2 separate regions of the Mus musculus genome follow, and region 1 is linked to region 2. The links are chromatin loops, found by intact Hi-C in ENCODE. Cell type or tissue: heart. All regions are shown on one strand.

What was found. Peaks named below come from ENCODE experiments on the same cell type or tissue, not always from the same donor. Only the 100,000 strongest peaks of a DNase experiment are listed, where the experiment ranks them.
Region 1: a loop joins it to region 2, with 7 times the contacts of the local background. A loop is called at or near these places in 14 of 42 quality-filtered maps.

What each region holds. Positions count from the first base shown.
Region 1 is chr4:142,347,827-142,350,326 of GRCm38, reverse strand. It overlaps Gm46875 (a long non-coding RNA gene), which reads right to left. Exons shown (of 3, transcript XR_003955299.1): 1 at 1-2,500. Among named protein-coding and RNA genes, the nearest start is that of Gm46875, 44 kb to the right of the region's middle. In heart, a CTCF peak has its summit at 1,196 (motif pointing right); no DNase peak of the experiment used is centred here.
Region 2 is chr4:142,152,247-142,154,746 of GRCm38, reverse strand. It overlaps Kazn (kazrin, periplakin interacting protein), which reads left to right. Exons shown (of 18, transcript NM_144531.3): 7 at 147-317. Among named protein-coding and RNA genes, the nearest start is that of Gm35581, 26 kb to the right of the region's middle. In heart, a CTCF peak has its summit at 1,057 (motif pointing left); DNase peaks (open chromatin) are centred at 1,066 and 1,596; H3K27ac peaks cover 1,640 bases.

The DNA of each region.
Region 1 (2,500 bases), 200 kb before region 2:
CACCATGACCAAGAGCAACTTGGGAGGGAAAGGTTTGTGTAGAGAGGATCTCTTGTGTATCATATGGACAAACCACCTGTCCATTAAAGAACCTACAGTCACAGCTGAAGAGATGGCTTAGTGGGTAAGAGCACTCGTTCTTCCTCTGGAAGACCTGGGTTCAATTCCCAGCACTGACGTGGAAGCTACCAATAATCTACAACTCCAGTTCCAAGGCATCTGATGCCCTCCTCTGGCCTCTGCAGACACTGTGTGCACAGGGTACACACATACGTGCACTGCAAACACACAAATAGGTAAAATTAAAATAAAAGAGAAAGGAAAAAGTATGAACCTATGGCCTGTGGGAAGGGCTAGAATAGAAGGTGGGACATCTGGAGGCAGAGAGAATTCTGGGATGGTGCAAGGCGTGGGAGATGTACCCAGGAAGATGTGACAAGATGAACGCATGGTACCTGAGCACAGGTAACCAGCCGTGTGGCAGAATGTAAATTAGAATATATGGGTTATTTTAAGTTATGATCTAGTCAGAGAAGAGCCTAGCTATATGGCCAAGGTATCTCTAAATTTATTTTGAGTCCAAGTCTTATTTCTGGGAGCATAAGGCTGGGATGAAAAATGACTTAGCTTCTACTGTTTCATGAACAGTTTGTAGTCCATAATCCAGGGCAATCAGGGCAGGAACCTGGAGGCAGGAGCTGATGCAGAGGCTGTGGAAAGTATTGCTTGCTGGTTTGCTCAGTCTGCTTTCTTATAGCACCCAGGATCACCAGACCAGGGGTGGCACCATTCACGATGAGCTAGATCCTTCCACATCAGAGGCTTGCCTGCAGGCCATTGGGAGCCATTTCTCAATTGACTTTCTGTCTTCCAAAAGGGCTCTAGCTTATGTCAAACTAACCAGGACAGTCCTCATCCTGTGACCACTTGAGCTCTCTGAAGGGATTAATCCCAAGAGTGGTTGTTTGGATGGCCAAGGTGGAGGCTCAGCCTCTGAAGTCACCTTGTGTCACTCTACCCTGCATTTCATGGCCAAGACAAGAAACCACCCTTCCCCAAGCACAGAGTCGAGGGAAATGTCTCCACCTCTCTGCGGGGCCACTAGGATAGGTCCTACACCTTGGGAATAATGCTGCAGTCATCTTTGGAAACACAACTTATCGTTTCTTTTTCAGACCCCAGAATGTCACTTGTACCTCCTACCACTAGGAGGCAGCATAGGCTCCCTCTTGCTTCCTCCTGAAGCTTTCCTGGGGCCTTCTGGCTCACAGCACCGGATGGTAGAACCTGAGACTCTCACTTTGTGTTGTTCTCTTGGGTGACAAACAGGGCTTCCCTCTTGGGGGGGGGGGGGGGGGGGCGGAGGGCAGTTCATGAATATATTTACCTGTGCATTTAAGAACCACCATGGATCCGCAAGGGTCTCTGACCTCAAGGAAATCCTGAACAAACAAGATGTAAGTCTTAGGGTGGCTGCTTTGTCTTTGATTTGTAGGCTGCTTTGTATTGATTACCTGTGATGGGCTTTGTTAAGTTCCTTTTGGCAAGCTCTCTTCTCCGTGGGGATCCTGGGAAGGATCAGACTTTTGTTATCCCCCCCCCCCATTATGTCCCCCCCCCCCCCCCGCCCCAGGGCTCAGGTGATAAATATCTCAAAAAAAAAAAAAAAAAAAAAACACAATGGCCCTCTCTCTTTCTGATTGTTTGTATTTTGTTTGCTTGTTTGGACTTCAGATTTACTACTAATGAGCAAAGTCCCTGTCAGTATCCATCCTCAGTGATGCTCACGGCAGAGTAACTGGGGCAGAGGATCTCCGGGCTCCCATCCCCACCCCACCCCAGTCCCCCTACCAGGTAGCATTCATCTTGTGTCAGGCTAACTGCTGGGCTTGACCAACTAGATCACATTAACTCTCTCCTGACAAGCCTAGGAACTCTGTCCTGATAATCACCTTGGTATTGTATAAGACTCATGGAAGCTTTAGAATATAGAAAGACCTCAGGGCATCAGGACCTCTTTTGAGCCAAAAGTATCTCTTATTTGGGGCTTTAGAGCTTTAGTCTACCTCCACCTGGAAGCCATGACCCCATCTCTGCCAACCACACAGCTCTGGCTCACCCTTCCACCTCCACAGACGTCCTCTACAGCCCCCTCCCAAGTACTCTCTCTTTTGCAGTCTCTGCGTGGTTTCTCTCACAGGTAGCACATGGCCCTACTGGACATTGCCTTCTCTCCTCCTCTGCATGGAGAATGGCAATGTCAGGCCTCCCCTGCGGGTTCATTTAGTCCTTTGTTAGCCCAGGAACTGTCTGCCGAGAGCCTGACAAAGTTGTATCCTCACACTGGCTGCCTGCCTGACCTTGGCCAACTCCTGAGCTTACCCAAACCTTCCAACTCCTCATCTGTCAGGTAGAGACAGTGATTGGAACCCACACCATAAGGCCGGTGTGAGGATTAAACAGGAGTCTATAAATAAACCACTTAGATCTTTCCTGGAGT
Region 2 (2,500 bases):
GACCACCCCATAGCTTTCCCACCTCACACCAGGGCTTTCAGCCTTGTGTTTGGGATTCCCCATTCCCCTGCCCACCCAGATGAGCCCTTCCCCCCCACCACCACCACCACTTTACAACCCATCCCCCCCTCTCATCCCCACCACAGGAGAGTGAAGACGCAGTCAAAGCACTGGCCAAGGAGAAGGACCTGCTGGAGCGAGAGAAGTGGGAGCTTCGACGGCAGGCCAAGGAAGCCACAGACCATGCTGCGGCCCTGCGCTCCCAGCTGGACCTCAAGGACAACCGCATGAAGGAGCTGGAGGCGGAGCTCGCCATGGTGAGCCCGCACTGGGCACTGGCTGTGGAGGAGCAGCCTGGAGCACTCAGAGCCCCTGAGGGAGAAGGAGGCTAAGGGGAGAGCAGTGGGCTGTGTGACACTCCTGAGTTGGGGACCTCCTGAAGCCCAGGAGCACTGGCTTTCTGGGAGGCCTCACTTGGCCACATGTCCCTACAGACTTCGAAAATGTGGGGCAATGGGAAGGCATATTGTGGTCCAAAATAATCATATTATTTTGGTAAAATATCTAGGAATGTTAACATCTCAGAGTCCGGGGTTACAAATAACAGTATCTACCTATTTGTGTATATACACTCATGTTTCTCATGACATAGTTAGGTATAGCCAGAACACACAAAGATAGAAAGCCTTTGAAAGCCCCCCTGGACCCAGTGTGTGTCACACACACACACACACGCACGCACGCACGCACGCACGCACGCACGCACGCACGCACGCACGCGGTCTCTCTTAGTCCCCCTCCCTTGTGTGACTCTTTAGTAATGGGATATGTTCTCCAGCAGGGTGCCAGCGTTAGCTAACAGTGCACTTACAGACCTTGACCTCTGGCGCCTCCATCCCTGCATATGCCCTGTAGGGCTCTGGGGAGGGTGTAAGGGGAACAGGGAAACAGCTAGTGCTGCATTTGTGTGCTGCACTGACCTGATGGTTTGCAAACTCCTGCTTCAGCATATAGCCACCCAGAGCAGGGCAGCTGCCTTGTGCAATGCTGACCCCTAGTGGTGAAGGCTGTCAAGGCAGGAAGACATCTCAAGTGGATACTTCCTGCAGCCCTGAGAGGGATGGGTGGGAAAGACCCTGGGTGCCCACTTCACCACAGTCCCTGTGGACAGATGGAATACATCTTGGTGCTTTGAGCCCTGGCCTCAGCATCTTAGTTGTTCTCTGATGTTCCCTATATTAAGAAATAAGTCCCCTAGATTCTGCTCCCAATATACAGGTATACAGCCTGCTTTCCTCTAGCCAGAAACTAAGCTCCCCTCCTCCTCCCTGCAGCTTCGGACCCTCTGCTGCTGGGGGGCCTAGAGCTCTGTCACAGGCAACATCTTCCTAGAGGAAGAGGGAGGATGCCTTACAGGGACTCATGATGGCCCCACCTCCTTCAGGCGTCCCTCTGACTCCACATCCTCCTCATCCCCTTTACCACGTGACAGACTTCAGCACAAACAGGCTGTGCTGAGGACAGCCCCAGACCTTTCTGCTATGAGGCCCAGGCTGACCTGAGGAGCCAGCTCTGAGAGTGGAAATCGCTGAGACTGCAGGCAGCCGAGGGCAGATCTGCCTGGCAGAAGCACACAGGGATTCTGGAAGGAAGTCAGGACCCACAAGTGCAGTAGGAAGTTGGGGGCAGGGCATGTGCTCAAGGTCACACAAAGGTTCCATTACAGCAGGGGCCATGTCTGGCTTTAGCTGGGTTTGGGTCATGTGAGCCTAATCATCCCAACTTAGAAATTCCCAAGAGCCCAGTGCTCCAGGATCAGGATGCTCAAAGGAGGGTAGAGGCCAAGAAAAGAGAAGAAGGGCGAGGTCAGGGTTCAAGAGGGGCTCCCAGCATTGGCTCATACACAGTGAGAGAGATACAGTCGGAAACAGTGTCTGTTGCTGGTGGGAGATGGTCCACACAGCCCCAGTGAGCCATCTTTCTCAGAGATTTCATGGCTCACGCCTTTAATCCCGGCACTTGGGAGACAGAGGCGGGTGGATTTCTGAGTTCCAGGCCAGCCTGGTCTACAGAGTGAGTTCCAGGACAGCCAGGGCTACACAGAGAAACCCTGTCTCAGAAAAAAAATAAAATCAGGTTCTATGTGGGCAGAGTTGAGACGCTCCCATGTCTGGTGCCTAAGGGGATTTCCCACTTGTCAGATAGTCACGTCCCACTCCACACAGAGGACGTCCCACTCCACACAGAGGGCCCACCCCTCCTGACCCCGCTAGGGGTGAGGTCCTTCATCAACCAGGGGAGAAACCAGGTGGGAATGGGAGGGCATCGTGTCCAGGCCTCTTCTTGTGTTGCTTGCTTTGTGGGTTGGTCTGGGTGGGTCTCTGCTTTCTGTGTATGTGTGAGGGATGCTCAGGAAAGGGCGGCCATGATGGACCTTTCCTTTCCTCCTCCCACTCCTGCCCTGCCCTGAAAGAGCCTGGAGAGTTACCTGGACTAACTT